2 separate regions of the Homo sapiens genome follow, and region 2 is linked to region 1. A link is a contact called in ENCODE Hi-C or POLR2A ChIA-PET data. All regions are on one chromosome and are shown on one strand. Each heading gives the region's core, a stretch centred on a gene start or an enhancer-like site at or near the end of the contact. The rest is flanking DNA. Distances are from core to core; before and after follow the strand shown.

What was found. A loop is a pair of places that touch in the nucleus more often than their neighbours do. ChIA-PET counts read pairs that join two places held with the same protein, here RNA polymerase II (POLR2A). Pooled maps may share reads with other maps.
Region 2: a loop to region 1 is called in a map of endothelial cell of umbilical vein, with 11 times the contacts of the local background. The contact joins two enhancer-like sites. A Hi-C loop is called at or near these places in 34 of 168 maps with a recorded cell type or tissue (A673, Caco-2, Calu3 and 26 more), 19 of 37 single-sample maps with no recorded cell type and 29 of 50 pooled maps. POLR2A ChIA-PET finds 5 or more read pairs at or near these places in 1 of 52 experiments (A549).

Annotation. Positions count from the first base shown.
Region 1 is chr2:55,775,860-55,781,928 of GRCh38, reverse strand. No RefSeq gene overlaps it. Among named protein-coding and RNA genes, the nearest start is that of PNPT1, 85 kb to the right of the region's middle. Within about 2 kb of position 2,153, at least 5 of the 41 ENCODE cell types and tissues checked have a DNase peak (open chromatin) inside an H3K27ac peak, as active enhancers do; they include endothelial cell of umbilical vein, where a contact is called at or near this core.
Region 2 is chr2:55,988,895-55,994,963 of GRCh38, reverse strand. All of the region lies in intron 2 of MIR217HG (MIR217 host gene), which reads left to right. The region is part of intron 3 of LOC105374690 (a long non-coding RNA gene); the gene reads right to left. It overlaps MIR216A (microRNA 216a), which reads left to right and starts at 5,905; the gene lies at 5,905-6,014. Within about 2 kb of position 2,248, at least 3 of the 41 ENCODE cell types and tissues checked have a DNase peak (open chromatin) inside an H3K27ac peak, as active enhancers do; they include endothelial cell of umbilical vein, where a contact is called at or near this core.

The sequences.
Region 1 (6,069 bases), core at 904-3,403:
GTTATATGTATTGTACATTAAATTTGTAATTTCAAAAATACTTGATAATTATAAAGTGCTGTAGGAATGCAAACTATTAGAGATAGTTTTAATTCTTTTTCATTTATAAACTAGCAGGTTCCTCAAAAGATTTTATCTGACTCACTATTAATCCTCTGAATGTCTAGAAGAGATGATGGAAAAAGAGGACCCCTAGTGTAAAATGACAGCATCTGTACTCAGCAGCTTCAGTGGCGGAACAGAAATGAAGAGGGTAAAATGAGTCCAGGGCAGAGCCTGATTGCAAATACATTCCCTGGCCACCTTCTGCATTGTCCAGTGGGTCACTTCCAAGAGGAAAGATTATTGCTGAGGTTCAAGAAACCACATCAGTGTAAGCTGGGTTGCTAATCTGTTCATTTGTGTCCATACCTTTTCAGGCTGAGGCTGAGGGCATCACCAATGATTTTCAGTATCACATGTGAGTCGCTCCTTGCAGTGTGCACATTTCCCACCCTTGCCTCTACTGCAATGGGCCCTTATATAATTTATTATATTTATGTTATTATATTCCCTGTAATGGCCTTCCTTTTCCTTGTAATGTCTTTCCTTTCTCCTAAAAACAAATTTTAATAAAAAATATATATTCATTATAGAAAATTTAGAAAATATAAAAATCAATTGCCCTTGGCTAAGTATTAGATTTTGCCCAATAATTCAAAAAAAAAGTTTTCTGATTCTCTCCAGGGAATTTTTTAAAAGTGAAACTCTGTCTTATTTTAAGGAGGCATTAAGTTCCAAAAATTTCCTTAAAGGTTTATTATCTGGCACTCTGGTTGCATTCTCCCTTTAAAATAATGTCATGAGGGGATATTAGGTTTCCAGATCAGACCACAAAATCCTCCTTGATGTATAATGGAGCTGAACTCTAGCTTGGTGAAGCTAGAACACCAAGCCACCAGCCTCTAGGCTCCCACTAGGAGGCAGGGACTTTGCCAGCTATTTCTGAATTTTGGCATTGTCACCCATTGGACACCAAACAACAGTGATCTCTAACTTCAACTTGCCACAGACAGGAACTGACTTTGTGGGTACCTCCTCCCTCAAATAGCACTAACAAAAGCACCCAAGCTTTCCATAGTCGGAAGGAAGATGAAACTGCCTAGTTAAAGAAGGGGACAGTAACCTTTAGTGCAAAAAGGTCATTGGTAAAGTGACTGCCCACAAATTAGGGAGCTGCTTTCTAGAATATGTTGAAGAACTATCTCAGCATCTTCTCTTTCATTGAGGATATACACAACCAACAGCTAGTCATATTTATTAAATGCCTTCCATTTGTTAACCAACAAATTTGTGCTGGAAAGGAACATGAAAGTATTTCTGTGGCCACAATTCACCTGATTCCAGTAAACTTTCTCCTTTCTGAGACTACAACTGTAGGCACAAAAGGACTGGAAAATAATAAACTTACAAAGCAATACAATTTAATGTAAGAATAATTTAGGTAACTTGGTCTTTGAAATTGATTAATTTCTTAAAAGTTATTTGGTCCTCACTCATTAGCACATTTTCTTTTTTTCTTTTTAAGTCATTCAACAAATGTCTGCCTACAGTTTCTATGTGTCAAGTGCCAGGCTAGGTTCTAAGTACACAGCTGTGATCCCATCCCCTCCTGGAGTTTCAGATTAGTAAAATGAGAAGACTTGCAGGGAGCAAGTACCAAGCAAATAAATAGACAGTAGTCCCAGGACCTCCTGTGAATGCCTAAAACCACAGATAGTACTGAACCCTAGAGATACTATGGGTTTTTTTCCTGTATGTACATATCTATGATACAGTTTAATTTATAAATAAGGCACAGTAAGAGTTAACAACAATAACTAATAATCAAATAGAACAACTAGAACAATATACCATAACACAAGTAATGTAAATGTAGTCTCTGTCTGTCTTTCCCTCTCAAATATCGTATTGTACTATACTTACCCTTCTTCTTATGATCTGCCAATCTGATTACCTAGATGGCTACTAAGTGACTAACAGATGAGGAATGCAGACAGCGTAGATCCGCTGGACGAAAGGATGATTCACATTCCAAGCAGGTTGGAGCAGGATGGCGAGAGATTTTATCATACTACTCAAAATGGCACACAATGTAAAACTTGTGAACAGTTTATTTCTGGAATTTCCCATTTAATATTTTCAGACCACAGTTGACTGCAGGTAACTGAAACCACAGAAAGCAAAACCACCAAAAAGGGAGAACTAGTGTGCAAATGTGTGTGTGTGTGTGTGTGTACATTTCCAATCTGTGATAGATGCTGTGACAGATTTATGTGATGGGGGATAGCAAGAACGACCTATTGAAGGGGGAGAGGAGTGAAAAACATGAAAAGCAGAGGAGGCTACATGTGTGTCCTGAAGGAACTGAGGGAAAGACAAATGCGGCTGAACAAGTGACCATAGGGCCAGTGGCAAGAAACAAGGGTAGAGGTATGTGGGGGACAGATAGCACAAGACCTTGTAGAAATTTGGATTCCTTTCTAAGTGAAGGACAAAACAGGGGATGTGAGGGGACATCACCTTGTTTATGGCTGCTGGATGAAGAACAGATTTGAGGTGGTTCAAGAGTAGAAACTAGGAGACCAACTAGGAGACTGTTGCCTTCTGAAAAACCAAGGTTTGTTAAAAAATAATCAGAAAAGATAAAAAAAAAATTCCCTTCAAAATATGTCTTGGCATTGGGGGAGGAGGAACCTCTTCATATTACATAATATTGTCTGATATCATAGTATGTTTATTAATTTATATGACTGTTTATCTGCTCAGCACCTGTCTTTCCTATTAGAAAGTAAGCTCCATGAGGATAGGAACTGTGCCTTGTTCATTCCTGTATCCTCAGGATATGGAACTGCACCTGCCACACAGATTCTCAATAAATACTTGCTGAATGGATGAACCATACATTTAATTCTTTTATAAAGCAAAGGATCCTTGTGTAAAGCAAATCATCATCCTCTTTCTTATCCATTTTGCAAGTCTGGATCTTTATATCAACTGAGAGGAACAAAGAAAGAGTAAACCAAGTCAAATGAAGTCTATTGTTCTGAATCCAGTGACTTCACAGAATGTAAATCCCAGAAAGACAGAGAACGTGAATGTGCTCATTGTATATTTAATGATTAAATTAGTGAAACCAGAGCTCAGGGTACTTATCTGTGGTTCTCAGAATTGTACTTTTTAGCAGATGGTTAACAACTTTACATTTTAAGATGGTATTTTAGCTGTCCATTAAAGCATTTAAACTCATTTAATTTGTCAAGTATCATACCAAGCTGGTTGGCATGAGTTGTACAATAAAAGGCTTCCACCCATTTCAGAAAAAGAACAGTATCATAGCATGGTCTGCAATGAAACTAGGAGAGTGATCCATCCCACCCACGTCAAAGGTTTCTCCTCCCTTAACTCCAGAAATCCCAAAATCTGGATTGAACTGTAGAAGATCATCCCTGGGTACTAAGGTCAGCAAGTTAGCAAGTTTCCGAGCCCCTTCAACTAAAACTGTTCCTTGATGTAGGCTCTACAAGGTTGTATTTTCTGTGGCTGCCATAGAAATGATCACAAACATGGTGGCTTAAAATAACAGAAATGTATTCTCTCACAGTTTTTGGAGCCACAAGTTTAACATCAAGCTATCAGCAAGATTTGATTTCTTCTGGAGGCTCCAAGGGAAAATCCATTCCATGCTTCTCTTCTAGCTCCTAGTGATTGCTGGTAATCCTTGGAATTCCTTGGCTTGTAAGTGCCAATCACTCCTATTCTCTGCCTTGTTCTTTAGACCTCCATCTTATCTGTGTCTTCTCCCCTTCTCTTCTTCTATAAGGACACTTGTCATTGGAGTTAGGGCCCATACTAATCCAGGATGATTTCATCTTAAGATCCTCAACTTAATTACATCTGCAAAAACCTTTTTTCCAAATAAGGTTCACATTCACATGTTGTAGTTGGACCTATCTTTCAGGGGATAACCATGCAACCTACTCTCAGGGCTGAGGCAAGATTAAAGCTAAAAAAACAATGTGCAATTCTAATGAGGCAGTAATCTAAATATGACTAGAGCAGGATTTTTGCAGGAAAAAAAGGCAAATGGTCTTCGTTTTGTGTTGTTTCATCTTGTTTTAGTTGAGTATGAAGTCACAACTCTTTTTTTTTCTAATACACAAAGAAAGGAGGTACCCACTTATTTAATTAATTCTGATGAATCAGTATCAGAGTCCTTTTAGGGGAACCAAGTTTAGGTGGGGGGGTGGGGCGCTGATAATGGAAGTGGGTAGGTGAAGGAGGAAGCCTTACTAGGTATTCTAGGCATGACACCAAGCTCTCCTGGGCATGTCAGGTCCATCAGCTCTGGACTATGTTGCTTTCCCTGCCCTTAGGTTTCCAATCTGAGTTTGCAAAGGCCTTCTCCAAAACTCAAGCTCATCTCTGAATCGCAGGGTACCCAACTAGCAACCTGTACCTGACTAGATGTTGACCTCTTGTATAATCCCTTGATTTAAAGTGCTTGATACTGAACTACATCCCTACTGGGATGAACCCATCATAGCGGCTCAAGGTGAGAGACCTAATCACTTTCCCCGACCATCAAATCCCAAACCTCATGTTTTCTCTTCGATCTGTAGATGCAATAGATTGTACCAAATTCAACAGATGCTTGCATGTTGTCCAGAACCTCTTCCTTTACACACTTCCTTGCAATTTGATGTGGAGGAAATAGCCAACCTTGGCTGAGAGCTTGGGAGACATTACAAGGCACATGAGGCAGAAAGAAGCACTGCCAAGATTTCACTTCTGTTTGTGCTGGTCTCTACTGTGGTTTACAATGAAAAGAACAATTTTAAGAAGGTAAAGTTGGCAGAGCAAAACTGTGTCAATGGTCTACTTTTAGCTTTGAGGAGCACAGCTTTCTTTTTCTTTTTCTAGGAGTACAGTCCTCTGGAAGGTTGAAATTTTTCTCTGGCATAGTACTTCACTAAAATCAATTGTGCAGGTTTAAAATTGTGCTTTTAATGTTATTTTAAGTACCTATTTTATAATTTCAATAAAACCACTCTCAAGCATGAGATAATGCTGATTAATGACACTTCTCTGGATACCAAGAGCTCTCAGTTCTGCCTTGTGCCTCTATGCTCACCTGAGGCATCCCATTAATCGCTGTTATGCCATAGTCTGTCCTATCATATTGCTTAATTACCATTTCTGTTACTCATTCATCTACTCTACTAATCCCCACAGAACAAATTCATCAAACCCTGGGGCTCTGAAGCAACAGTGTTCCTGGTCTTGCCAGAACCTGGCCCTAGAACCACCTTCTTTAGAAAATATGGAAGAATCCCAAGTCTCTTGATGCTCAGGAAAAACCAACCGTAATACACATTGTCTGCACATGGGAATCTTGTCTCCCTTCCTTTTTTGCATACCCGAACCCCATCTACCTTTCAAGGCTCAGCTAAATCTCTGCATCCTCCATGAATTCCTCCTTAGTTAAAGGTCTTATTGCCAATATCATAATCTATATCACTTAATTATTTTTATTCTATTCTTTGTGGCTCGTATATAAATATTAATTCAGCTAGACTGTAAATTTGTTTAGGACAGACTTCATGTTGAATGACCTTTGGTAATAATTAATAAAGTAAATAATAAATAAAAATAACACCAACTATTGTCTCTTCATTATGTACCAGGAACTGGGCTCAGTGGTTTACAAGATTATCTCAATGAATTATATCAACGATCTTTGATGGAACCTCTTTTACTGTCATCTTCACTTCACAGAGGTGAAATTGCCCATGTTCCCATAGTTAATGAATAGTAAAGCCAGTGTACAAACCTAGGCAACCTGAGTCAAAAACCCAAGTGCTAAACCACTAAGCAGCACTGCCTCTTCTCGTAACCTTCACAGTGTTGGGCAGTATGTTAATCACATTACTAATTACTAATTGTTTAACTTAGATGAAAATTCTTACTCCGCAGAGTTGAAAAAAGGAGAACAAATATGTGGGTCTAGATTAGAATAAAGACAAGAGA
Region 2 (6,069 bases), core at 999-3,498, 210 kb before region 1:
TCATCAAATTGCACACTTATGATTTGAGCATTTTTCTCTAAGTGTATTTACCTCAATATAGTAACTTAAAAGTAAGTATTTATGAAGACTCCTGGCATTCGCTCCCCAAACATATGCAAGCCAATCAGAATAGTTGAGTATGTATTGTCCCTGCCTGAGGGACGTGCATTCTTCAATCTCCATCCTAAAAGATTGTTTTTAGGACCTCAGGCCTTAGGCATCAGGTATTATCCCCTTGGCCTTTTTCCCCTATGGGCTTTCTTCCCTAAACTGAGCCCCTGTCTTCTCTAATTGGTCCTGAATTTCCCTTACTATCTCCAAAGCAGTTGAGAAAATGTTTCATTCATCTTTTTCCTCACAGTACTATGTCTAGCCACCCTTGCTGTTGCCCTATAAAGATCCAGGTGTCCTTTTACAGGTGCTTCCTAGGTGGCTTTCTTAGGGTCCTCTTCAAAAGGAGCTCTTAAAATCAGAGAATGATGCTGCCTCCTGGTATCTGTCTCTTTCAGTCTCCTTTTCTCACTATATTGCTGGAACTCATATTTCTGAAAAATGAGTTCCATGTTGCTTTGTAACTCCATGGAAAGGTATTGCTATTGGTTATTCTCCCATTTTCAGTTTGATTTCTGTAACAGCCTTCCTGAAAGGGTTATTGTCAAGATTAAATGAGATAATCTACATAAAATGCTTAGTAGAAGGCTAAGAACATGGTCATCCCTAATTAAATAGCAGCTTTTGACACTGTTATTAGTACTGTATGGTTCCATGTCAGACATTGTTAGGCATTTTATGTAAATATTTTTATTTAAACTCCCAGCAAGCCTGTGAGATAGATACTGGGATCCTATTTTTTAGTGAGAAAACTGAGATTTTGTAGGGGTTATGCCTTTTTCCTGGGTCACTAGACAGTTAAATTGACAATGGGGATGCATTTGCTTCTAGAATAAACACCTTCTTATAGGATGTGAATCCTGCCAGATTGTGGCATGGCACTCAACTCCTCAAAGAAGCCATTGAGTTCCAGTCAGGCACTGCGAGAATTGCAGAAGAAATCTCAAACTTGGCCCCTGCCTCCAAGAAGCTGACAATGGGTAAGTCTACCCTTTTGCACTCTTGCCCAACATTCTGTCGTGGAGACTTACAGGCTTACAGGCTGCAAGTATCTAATCATCTTCCATGCTTTCATGTTTGTTGCCTTTAGCATCACTTCCATCTTCCCAAACCAAGTATCCTCTTAGAAAACTCTGACAAACAGCCAGGCGTGGTGGCTCACGCCTGTAATCCTAGCACTTTGGGAGGCTGAGGCAGGTGGATTGCCTGAGCTCAGGAGTTCGAAACCAGTCTGGGCAACACGGTGAAACCCTGTCTCTACTAAAAATACAAAAAAATAAGCCAGGCATGGTGGCGGGTGCCTGTAGTCCCAGCTACTCAGGAGGCTGAGGCAGGAGAATTGCTTGAACCCGGGAGGCAGAGGTTGCAGTGAGCCGAGATCGTGCCACTGCACTCCAGACTGGGTGACAGAGCGAGACTCCATCTCCAGAAAAAAAGAAAAAAGAAAACTCTGACGAACTTAGACTGACATTTCTTCTCTGTTGCAAGAATCTTCAGAGATCTGGATTCTAAACACTGTCTCCTAAATATTTCCAGGAAAAACTTTTCTCCTTCTTTTACTGTGGATGTACTCTACCAGAGAAGGTAGGTCCAAGCTGATTCAGCCATTACAACTTCAATTCCATGGAGCAGATCAGTGGCTCATGTCACTGAAGTTAATTATTATTATGTCTCTGGTCTGCAGAAAGAGCACCTCCAAAATTTTCTTTTTTTATGAAAGAGAAGTTGGCATAAGTTTAGTCTTAAGGATTGCAACCCAATTACATATAGGCAGCCCCCAATGACTATTCTAACAGAAACTACTTTATTTCTCTCCAATTACTCATACTATTATCATTATCCAACCTACTAATAATGGCTTTCTCTGAGGACATTACTTATCCGCTTGGGTCACAGGGATGTAGAATGCACCATATCTCTTGAAGTGGAGCTGGCTTCTTTTTAAGGCTTTGCAGAAGCTTGAACTAGAGAAGGATAAAGCCTTTTTATGGGAACCATCCTTTGTATCAGTAATACTTATGTTCTGTTGTTAATTGTGACTACCTATTCAAGAATGTCTCCACCATTCAGAATGTGGAAAACATGCCAGTGGGAAGCTCAGCTCAATGGCAGTTCCGGCTTTGGCTTTGGACTCGACACCCACTTATGCACACTATGACTCAAATTCCCTTCTCGTAATGCCTTATCTCTAGACACCACTCTCCATGAATCCCTTTCCCTGTTCGTAATCACTTCTAATCCTCATGTTCCTCTGTCTGACCTTCTTTTCCCACAAAAATCCAGAAAGTATGCACTTAATAAACAAACAAATCCATTGACAAAGATAGATGTATTCAGGGCAGCTTTACCAAAATTCAAACTGGTATTTAACACAATTCCAGCCAAAATGCTCATTTGTAACTCCAGCCAACTATTTTATTGAAATCAATTTGAAGCCAAACATTTTCCAAATGCCTACAAGGCTGCAAAAATAATAAATAATGTTTGGCTATTTTTCAAACCTTGGAGGATACAGAGTCCCAGTCCCAGAAATAACAAAAAGACAAGGTGAAAGGAAGCAGACTTGAAAAGAGTTATTGCTTGGATAGTGACTCTCAACCAGAAATCAAAGAGCAGAAGTTCATTTAGGGAAACTTCAGGTAGTTATCATAACTGCTAGGAAATTAGGATACAGAAGAGAGTAACATTGAGTGGATTCTCATGGGTCCTCTCATCTACCAGCACTTTTTCAGTTGATTTATATAGATTTTCTACCTTTGTTTTGAGTTAATTTCCAAAAAGTAGGATGCAAAAGATACTCAAATATAACAAAATTAATACTACTTCAGCACTAGCTTGAGTTTGAGTATCCAAAGACCTGAGATGTTTCAGAATTCAAGGCTGAAGTTTGAGGGAGGACATGTCTCAGATGATGGAGAGAAAGAAGAGAAAACTGAATTGCAAATACAGCTTGTATCAACTCTAGATACCATAAGGTTCAGAGGAATCAATAACATCATGTAAACTCAGAAGCCCTTCAACTTAGAGATTGAGACATCTCTTGACCTATATACTAACTACCCTAGTACATTGGTAATAAACCAGTAATTCAAGCAAGATACAGAAATGGATATGAAAAAATTCTAGGAAGGAGGAAAATAACAAAAAAGACACAAGCATAAAAAATGAGTGGGATTTGGATAACATTTGTAAACTCTAGAGGTGGAAGATTTGTAAAACTAACAGAAAAAGTAATTGAGTTAACCAAAGGACATAGGAGTAAAATTAAAACAAAATAAAATTAGCATTTATGGAGAATCTGTGTATCAGATTCTGTACTAGTTAGACATTTTCACAAACACCACATTTAGTTCTTAATCTCATGCACAAGTATTACCAACACAGAAACTGAGGCTCCAAGAAATAAAACAATTTGCCTTAAAGCCCACAGGTAGTTAAGTATTAGAACCAGGAGTCACACCAAGGTCCACTTCACTCCAAAGCTCATGTGCTTCCCGACACCCCACACACCATTCCACAGCCAAGATAGCTGCAGGAAGGGGTAGTCCTCCAGGTTTTCAGAAGATATCCAAATAATTACAGCTTTGAATAAATAACACTAGTCTTCAGGGAAATAGGAAAATTGCCACCATCTGAACAGACCCAATGACCAAACTGAAATTTATTACTCTCAAATACAAATCTATAGAGAGTCTCTAACAGAACTAAGATCACAAATGCATACATTGCGGTGCACCCAAAATATGCATATAGAGACATCTTAGATAATATCCTCAGAATACTTGAACAGAATGTATAGATAGTGTTAGAAACAGCTTACTCCTTGATACTTTGCTACTGTATTTCAGTTTATCTGGCCTGTGGACTATCTATCCACATTAATATAGCTTTGTTGCCAAAACAACTTTGTATCAGTTTCTTCCTTTTTCTTTTTTAAATGCCCATCACAGCAACCCACTAAGGTAGGCAAGGCAGAAACGTATATGTCTTTGCTTCCATTGAGAGCCCACCTCCCTGTGCAGTTGTGGACATGACAACTTAAGATTAATAAAAAGCTGTCTCATCTTCCACATCAGCATATGATGTTCCCATTTATGATCTTTTCTTAATGTTTTCTAGCAGAGGGAAGAAGAACTACATACTCCTGTCACTTCTCTATGGTAACTTTTCACTATTAAACTTTCTAGAGAGAAAGGAAAATCAAATATAAGATTAAGAGAAAAGAAAAAACTGAACGTCATTCATGTTGCTCTGAGAAGCCCTTGTTTTTTGATTAAGATAAAATCTGCTTATTTTTAATCCTGAGCAATTTGACTCCAGAAAATAAACTTAGAACAATATTTAAAAAGTTAAATCCTAATGATGAGACATTCTTATTTTACAAAAGTAGCTTTGTACTTAGGAGTCCATATGAGGCACAAGATTATATTCAATTGTTCTTTCTCAATTGTTTTGTAACTTTATATTTACCTGACTTTTAAAACGAAAAGCCACTTTTCTAACTCTGTAAATTACCACTCTCTTAATTGTGTCAAGTCTCAATTATTAAAGGACAAGTTATGAGCTGAAATCCATAATTCTTTGCTTCAACAAACATTTGATTTAGTTTGACAAAATTTTTTTGAGCACTTATTAAACATCAGATGCTAAACTGAGAATAGTATAGTTGAGGATATAGAGATGAATAAGCACAGTGCCAACACTTGGAAGTTTGCAGTCAATGAAGGAGAAAGCATGTGAGTGAGAAAACACCATTGTGTATTACAGGTGCCAAAAAAGGGAGACTGGGGAGAGAAGGCAGTGTGTGATAGTTTTCAATGTGTGACTGTCACACAAGGGGGTGTGTGTGTGTGTGTGTGTGTGTGTGTGTGTGAAAGAGAGAGAGAGGAGGGAGAGAGAAAGAAGAAATAATTCCAAGTATGGGCAAACACAGCTCATTGGATTCTCAGAACTTGTTAGAGCTGGAGTCTACAATGTAGAGGAAGAAATGGTCTAGTATGAAGTGAAGCTGGAGAAAGGCAGTGGAAAATCTCCACCGAAGTGCAAATCGCAGCCACCAAAACCAGACCTACTGAATCAAAATATAGAGGTAGGTCCTGGGGATCTACATTTGTAACAAGTTTCCTATGTGCTTCTTACACTCACTCAAGTTGAGATGCCATCCACGGCAGATGGTGGGGAAACTCTGAGGGCGTTTCCTCTTCCTTCCGTTCTTAATCATTATTCTTACCATTGATTAGCCCCACCCAGTGGACTGAGGGGCTTAGATCATGGCTCAGTCTCACTTAGCCATGACAGTGATGTGGGCAAGAGGGGAGGACATACCACCATCTATGAAAGGTAATAGCCACCGCTATTGACACATCTGGCCATTTGGTGAGTATACGGTCATTACTTTTTCAACGTAATTGCTGGTTTTCTTGTCTGAGGACAAATTTTAGAGTGTTTGGCTTTGATGTTTCCAAGTTCTCTATAAAGCTTGTTTAAAAAATCATTTTTAGTGATTGGTTTTACATTCACCTGTACTCCTACTTGGCTGTTTCTTACTATATATGGATTAGAGTAAATCCTTTCTAAATGCAAAGATTATACTTTTATGACATTACATGCAATATAGCATATGCCAGAAATCTGTGAATTCAGCAAGAGGAGTAGCTTGATAATGTCGCCTCAAGAAAAATGCAGAGGGGTACATCAGGGCTTCTGCTGGTGCACTCGATGTATGAAGATGTGCTTCCACCTGAGGCAGCCACGTGCCTCTGCTCATACACTTTCTCTTGCAGGTCTAACACGGATGGCTGTGAGTTGGCTTAATCTCAGCTGGCAACTGTGAGATGTTCATACAATCCCTCACAGTGGTCTCTGGGATTATGCTAAACAGAGCAATTTCCTAGCCCTCACGAATCAAAAGACTTGCATGGCAACCAAAATTAAACACCAAATTTCTATTTCATGACC